2 separate regions of the Homo sapiens genome follow, and region 1 is linked to region 2. Evidence: chromatin contacts called from ENCODE Hi-C or POLR2A ChIA-PET data. All regions are on one chromosome and are shown on one strand. Each heading gives the region's core, a stretch centred on a gene start or an enhancer-like site at or near the end of the contact. The rest is flanking DNA. Distances are from core to core; before and after follow the strand shown.

Region 1 (3,788 bases), core at 742-3,241, 590 kb before region 2:
GGTTCAAGCGATCCTCCAGCCTAAGCCTCCCAAGTAGCTGGGACTACAGGCATACGCCAAGCCACCATGCCTGGCTGGACTCAAGTCTTCAACACTTCCCACCTGGTCCCTTCTGTCCCTTCCCCACTCAGGAGGGGTGAGCCACGGTCCTCATGGCAGTGATCAATGGCTGTGGAGGTCCAGCTGAGCATGCAGCTCCTGCCACCTCCAGCAGCGCCACTGCTACATGCACAGATGATGCAAACTCTTCAGCCAGTTACCCACCCTTCTGTTCTGAGGACCTCCCCGACAATGATCCTGGCCTTCCTTCCACATGGGCTGAAGACCTACCTACTCACTGGCACCCCAACCCCGCACATCCAGACCAGGGCCAGGGACTGAGCAAGAGGAAAAGGGTCAAGGTAGCGGGTACCCTGGGGGAAACTGAGGCATGGCCAGAGAGAAAGAGCCTTCCCAGCCTTTGGATCTCACCCTCACGGTGGACAAGAAGTCAGGCCAGTCCCTGATGTTAGTGCCCACAGGCTAAGCACCCAGTGTGAGGTCCATAAAACTATGGGCCGCTTTCTAAGGCTGGGAGCCCCCAGGGCCACAAGTGAGACTGGTTTGACTTCTCCATCCCAGGGAGACTGCGCTTTTGCCCTCCACCACGAGGTGGCGTGCGATAGTGCGCTTAGGATTCAGCACTTGCCAGCCGAAAGTTAAAAAAATAAAATATAAACCAGGCCCGGTGGCTCACGCCTGTAATCTCAGCACTCTGGGAGGCCGACGTGGGCGGATCACCTCAAGTCGGGAGTTCAAGACCAACCTGATCAACATGGAGAAACCTCATCTCTACTAAAAATGCAAAATTAGCCAGTCGTGGTGGTGCATGCCTGTAATCCCAGCTACTCGGGAGGCTGAGGCAGGAGACTCACTTGAACCCAAGAGGCGGAAGTTGCGGTGAGCCAAGATCACACCATTTCACTCCAGCCTGGGCAACAAGAGCGAAACTCCGTCTCAAGAAAAAAAAAAATTAATACACAAATACATAATAAAATGTAAAAACGAAAAGGTAATTACTCAGGCCCCACACACAGGAACCCACCCCCATAAAGATGCTCAGACACTCAGTCATACCCAATATATGTCTACACTCAGGCAGACACACTCATCCACAGAAAGACAAATGGCAAAACCGGGGCACAAACACCAGAAGCCCTTTCCTCCTAGCGGTGAAATAAAGAACATCAGATCCCTGAAGCTGACATTTGGTCCTTGATCCAGCCACGCCTGAAGCTGACACTATGGCTAGTATTTTCTGTCACATGAGCCAAAAATTTTCCTTTTTTGCTTGAACCCATGTTAGTTGATATTTTGTGGAGCACAGCCAGAGTCCTAGCTGATAGAGATGAATAAGGCACTTGCCAGGTGAAAAAGATTGAGGCATTCTTTTTTGCTTTTGTTTTGTTTTTATTTTAAGATTGAGGCATTCTTGAAGGCATTGCAAGATGTAGGATATTTACAAAGGCCTGGAGGTATGAGACAGCATGGTGGGTGCAAGTTGTACTATAGGGTGCACAATAGTGCTAGCAGCAGATTTAAGTCAGGCAGAAGGGTCTGAATTCAGTCTGAGTACTTAGCCTACTTAGTACTTAGGAGTACTAAGTACTTCGTCTACTAAGTGGGAGCCATTGAATGTTCTTGATGGGGGGAGGGAATTCTACTCTCAGAAATGTCCCTTAGGTGGGAATAAATGCTTTCGCTGCAAACCTTTGAGATAAGTGTAGGAAAGAGAAAACTAAGCCTTAAGAGAGGTCGGCCACGCAGGCCTCCCAGACACAATCTTCACTTTGATCGATCCGAACCAGCGTATCTGAACTACAATTTCCGGCATGCAACGCGAGCGGCCTCCTCGTCCCTGGTGATTTGCCGGCTCAAGACACACTGATTGGTCGGACGGGATGCTCGTCAGACCAGAGTCGGGCTCTAATTGGTCGAGTTTCCGCAGAGTGCCCGGAGCCCTAGGCCGGTGGGTGAGTGCACCGCGTTCTCGCACGCGTCATGGTGAGCGAGCGTCCCGCGAAGTGGGGGGTTCTGCAGGGCCGAGGTCCAGCCGAAGGGGTCCAGGGAGACACTGAGGGAATGGATTGGGGTTTCTTCTTGGGGATTGGAGGCTCTGAGGGATTCGGGGGCACGCTGAAGGCCGTGTGTCCCTCTCTGGGAGCCCTGCTCTCGCTACAGGACCTCCGAGGGAGTCGGCGGGAGTTGTACCCAGGGGGACTAGAAGCCCCTAAGCGTTCTGGGGATTCTGCCCTCGAGACCTTTTAGGGGTCTGGGATCCTTTTGAGGGGTCGTGGTCCCACAGAGGGGACTGGGGACCCCAGCACATTTGGAACCTGGTTAAGGCGGTGTGGGGTCCTGTTGGGGGTCCACTCTGGGGACGGGGGTCCTGCAGGAGCGTGGGGGCCGCGCCGACAGGATCCATCGGGGGTCCCTGCTATATCGGGGTGTGTGGAACGGGCAGGGGAGGCCGTGGGAGGTGGACTCAGGAGGTCTGGTTGGCCTCAGGGCGGGCAAGGTTCTCAGAGTGGGAGACAGGAAAGTTGGAACCTTCAGGTCTCACGCGGCTCTGGGTCCAACCTATTGAGTGTGTTCTTAAAACTTAGCCCAGCCCCTGGGGGTCAGGCTGGTGCAGGGAGATGGGGGACTCCCACAACCCTGACGGGACCGGCCTGGGCAGAGAGAGGGACGTGGAACTGGAGGGTCTCTGCCTGGGACCATCCCCGAGGAGGGGCGCTGGAGATGGCCCTGAAGGAAGGGCACTGATGGCCGGAATTATTGAAAGTGGGGCGTCGTCCCAGGCGGAGGTGCAGGACGCCGTAGGAGATGAAGGCACAGGCTCCCGGGAATGAGGAGGGAGGCTGCATTGATTTTATCAGGGTTCTTGAGTTCGAGAATCGTAAATCCAGTGAAGGGAAAAGAAGGAGCTGATGGAAGACTCCAGAAAATTCTTGCAGATGTCTGCAGAGCCCTGACCCTGAGACAGGAGGCTGGGTGGAGGGCAGGGCCATCAGAACATCCCTGGACAGACCTCTGGGAGCCTTAGGTGGAGAGATGCACCCCTCCACCACCTTTTCCCTTGGGGGGTTTTGGGGGGTGGTGGGGTCATTGATGAAGAGCCCAAAGGTCCAGGAAGACCTCTGAGACTCCAGTGGTTGGGTGCAGGGAGGGCTGAGGAGAGAGCTGAGCTGTGGGGAGGTGGAGGGATGGTCTCTAGCTATGCCTGCAGGGTGCAGAACCAAGTTGGGGGCTGACTGTGAGACTGGGAAGGGCCTGAACCACCTGGAAGGGTATGGGATGATGGGTGAGTGCTAGGGTCTCCCAGGAGAGCCTGGAGGAGGCTACTGGTTGAGCTCAGCAGAGAGGTCTGGGCTGGAGGTGTCACCGTGCTGAGGTTTTGATGGGCTGGCTGATTGGGTGGTTAAAACCCTGGCAGGTCACAGGAGAGAGGTCGGAGAGAGAGGAGAAAAACAGACTGGGGGGTGGGAGGGCAGGGTCCTAGGGGAAGGGTGGGGCTTCAACAGCCCTGACCCACTGGCTTGCAGGGGCCCATGGGCTGGCACTCATGGTCCCTAAGTGCCAGCCAGCCAGTCTGCACTAGGGTCCCGGGGAGGGCGAGCAATGAGGACTTAGAGATGAGAAAGATGCCGCCACCAACCTCATTACTGAAAAAAGATTTCTGGTCTCAGTTTACAAGTCACAGGTACAGAGAAAATGTCCTATTAGTCTGTTATTTTATGTATTTTTAT
Region 2 (3,761 bases), core at 1,262-3,761:
ACCTCCCTTCCTTCCTCAGTGATTTCCGTGAGACCCCACCACTACCTTTTGTGGCAGGCACTGTGCAAGCCTCAGAGCTATAACAATGAGAAAGAACAAAGCCTTCCCAGACTTTGGGGCTCTGCCAGTGTAGAGGGCAAGGCAGAGGTAAATCAAAGCAGTGGCTCACGCCTATAATCCCAACAGTTTGGGAGGCCAAAGTGGGAGGATTGCTTGAGCCCAGGAGTTCGAGACCAGCCTGGGCAACATGGGGAAACCCCATCTCTACAAAAAATATAAACATTGGGCCGGGCGCGATGGCTCACGCCTGTAATTTCAGCACTTTGGGAGGCCGAGGTGGGCAGATCACAAGGTCAGGAGATCGAGACTATCCTGGCTAACACGATGAAACGCTGACTCTACTAAAAATACAAAAAATTAGTCGGGCATGGTGGCAGGCGCCTGTAGTCCCAGCTACTTGGGAGGCTGAGGCAGGAGAATGGTGTGAACCTGGGAGGCGGAGCTTGCAGTGAGCCGAGATTGCGCCACTGCACTCTAGCCTGGGCTACACAGCGAGACTCTGTCTCAAAAAAAAAAAAAAAAATTAGCTGGACATGATGGTGCACCTGTGGGCCCAGCTACTCAGGAGGCTGAGGCAGGAGGATTGCGTGAGCCCAGGAGATAGACATGGTTGCAGTGATCTGAGATCGTGCCACTGCACTCCAGCCTGGGTTTCAAAGTAAGACCCTATCTCAAAAAAAAAAAGGCAGAGATATAAGTAAACTAGTTTGGGAAGCCGAGGCAGGCAGATCATGAGGTCAGGAGTTCCAGACCATCCTGGCCAACATGGTGAAACCCTGTCTCTACTAAAAATATACAAATTAGCTGGGCATGGTGGCGGGTGCCTGTAGTCCCAGCTACTCAGGAGGCTGAAGCAGGAGAATCGTTGGAACTTAGGAGGTGGATGTTGCAGTGAGCCGAGATCGCGCCACTGCACTCCAGCCTGGCGACAGAGAGAGACTCTGTCTCAAAAAAAAAAGAGAAAGAAAAAAAAAAAAAAGGCCAGGCACGATGGCTCATGCCTGTAATCTTTGGTACATCGAGGTGGGCGGATCACGTGAGGTCGGGAGTTTGAGACCAGCCTGACCAACATGAAGAAATCCCGTGTCTACTAAAAATACAAAGTTAGCCAGGCATGGTGGTGCATGCCTCTACTCCCAGCTACTTGGAAGGCTGAGGCAGGAGAATCGCTTGAACCTGGGAGGCAGCGGTTGCGGTGAGCTGAGATTGCGCCATTGCACTCCAGCTTGGGCAACAAGAGTGAAACTTCTTCTCAAAAAACAAAAACAAACAAACAAACAAAAAACCCAAGTAAACTAGTTATGAAGTGGACGTTCATCAACTTCATTGTGCCAAGACAGCTAAAGGGGGCACCTGGTCTTGCCTTGGGGAGGTTGGGAGGGCTTCCTGTAGGAGGTAACCTGGGAACTCCAACCTTAGAAGTGATCTCCAAAAAGCCAGTTACCACCTCCATGATAGCTACCTCCAAAAGCTGGTGTCTGACTCATCCATCCATCCATCCATCCATCCATCCATCCATCCATCCACCTACCCATTTATTGAGCTTCTATAGATGCCAGGCATGGTTCAAGGAGGTGCTGGGTACAAATCAGGTAAAAATCTCTGCCAGGATGAAGCAGAGTGAGGGATGGTCCCTCCAACCACAAGCAAAATAATGACAAGATAATTCTGGAAGGAGTAACTGCTAGGAAGGAAATAAAACTGAGTGAAGGAGGGAGAAGTGTCCCGGTTTCAAAACAAGATCCACAAAAACTTAGCTAATCAAGGATGCCACCTTCTTCCCGAGCCATGGGGACCTTATCACCCTCCAGCAGACAGTGCATAGAGGAGGAACTCCTCCCAGTGGCCCTGCTGGCTCAGTCGCCTGCGCAGCAGTAATCGAGCGCCTCCAGTATGCACCAGGCAACCTTCTAGACATTAAACTGTGTGGGGGATGGGAGGGAGGTTTCTGTATGCCTTTGGGCACGTCACTCCTCCTCAGGCCCTCAGGTTCACTTCTGTAACTAAGGCTTCAGGATGGGTCATTCAGCAACCCCAGAGCTGCCCTGCCCGTCAAGCTTGAACTCTTTAAGGAAATAACATTTAGAGTGGACTGTGCCCCCAGCAGCCCCCAAGGTGAGAGTGCATAGATGGGGGTGTTTATCCCCATTTCGCAGATGGTCAGGATGAAGCTCAGAGGAGAGGCAGGAGTCGCACAGGCTGCGCGATACTGACCCGTGTTGGGGTCCAGCCCAGGGTCCCCCGCCCCCGCCCCAGCCCCCGCCCCAGCCCCCGCCCCAGCCCCCGCCCCAGCCCCAGCAGCCGGGAGGCTTCGGTCCCTTTAAGAACGCCCCGCGGGGCCAAGCAGGAAGGGGGAGGTGCCAACGCCCGGGACGGACGTCTGCATGAGCCAACGGGTGCGGCAGTCGCGGCAGCGGCGGCCAATGGGCACGGCAGGGGCGGGGCCAAGCGGCCGAACCTGGTTCCCGAGGCGCGGCGGCCGCGGCTGGGGGCGGGGAGGGGGGCGCAGGACCCCAAGTGGGGGTCCCGGAGCCAGAGGCAAGTGTCCTGGGGTGCTGGGGGCGCCGTGCCGGCCGGGCCGCTGCCCTGGCCTAGGCTGGTCCGGGGGCTAGCGCGCCGGGGGCTGCGGCCGATGGGCGGGGCGAGGGGCCGCGGGGGTGGCGAGCCGGGGGGGCACGGGGGTCGGGGGTGCCCGAGGGGGCGCGGCCGGGCGGGGGTGGCCAGGGATGGGGGTCACTGGGGGCAAAGGGGATCCAGTGGGGGGGTCCCGATGGAGGCGTGCAGGGCCAGGGGCGCCCGAGGCGTGCGGGGGTCGGGTGCCCCAGACTGGTGGCGTCAGACAGGCGTGGGTCGTTGGGGGCCTGGGTCGCGGCTTGACTGAGGGCCCGGCCGGGGCTGTGGGGCGTCAGGAGAGCGTGGGGTGTTATGGGATCGGAAAGGGGGGGGCGTCTGGGGACACTGGAGTGTTTACGGCGAGACGGAGCGGCTGTGGGGGGAGCTGGCCCGTGCTGGGGGCGGTGGTGGTTGGGGTGGGGGGTGGGAGGGGAGGCCGAATTGTGCGGGCGCGGGGAATTATGGGGGTGGGGGCTGGGAGGGTCTCTCAAAGTGGGGCTCCGAGCCCGGGAGGAGCAGGCAGGTGAGGGTTAGGGAGGGGATGCGGCGGGCTGGTTTGATGGCTGTGCCACACTCTTCTGAGCTTGGGGCCTGGGGGACGGAGGGGTTGGTTATTGGTTCAGGAGGTCTGGGGCAAGGAAGAGGCTGTAGAATGTGGTGGGACCTCGACCACTCCTGGAAAGGAGGCTGCTTTGAGGGGGTGGGACCGAGGCCTGATGAGAGGAGGATGGTCTCCTGGGGAAGGATTTGGGCCAGGGTCCCTGATGTTGGGGTTGTGGGGGATAGTGTTAGATTCAGAGTGTGGAAGGAAAAAACGCTTGGGGTTTCTGGGTGATTACAGTTGGTGCTTTTGGGGAGGGTCTCCCCTTTGGAGAAGAGGCTGGAGGTGGGAGGCCCTGGTAAAAGATTCAATTTCCCCCAGTGGCCTTAGAGGCTCTAAAAATGGCTTCCCTAAGGCCTCGGAGGCTGTCCTCTCCACAAAAATCCCAGCACCCTTCGCTCAGCTTATAATCAGGCAAAGCCACAGGGCCTGAAGCCCCAGGTTCAAATCCTCCTTTGGCCTTTGGCTTTCTCTGTGACCTTGGGCA

What was found. Hi-C counts contacts between places; a loop is a spot of excess contacts on that map. ChIA-PET counts read pairs that join two places held with the same protein, here RNA polymerase II (POLR2A). Pooled maps may share reads with other maps.
Region 1: a loop to region 2 is called in a map with no recorded cell type, with 13 times the contacts of the local background. The contact joins the promoter of TMEM161A here to the promoter of FKBP8 in region 2. A Hi-C loop is called at or near these places in 1 of 37 single-sample maps with no recorded cell type and 6 of 50 pooled maps. POLR2A ChIA-PET finds 5 or more read pairs at or near these places in 2 of 52 experiments (WTC11 and activated T-cell).

The regions. Positions count from the first base shown.
Region 1 is chr19:19,136,681-19,140,468 of GRCh38, reverse strand. It overlaps TMEM161A (transmembrane protein 161A), which reads left to right and starts at 1,991. Exons shown (of 12, transcript NM_017814.3): 1 at 1,991-2,043. The coding sequence starts at 2,041. RefSeq lists enhancers at 1,584-1,773, 2,054-2,263, 1,748-2,609 and a silencer at 1,914-1,993.
Region 2 is chr19:18,542,323-18,546,083 of GRCh38, reverse strand. It overlaps FKBP8 (FKBP prolyl isomerase 8), which reads left to right and starts at 2,511. Exons shown (of 9, transcript NM_012181.5): 1 at 2,511-2,598. RefSeq lists a silencer at 2,266-2,695.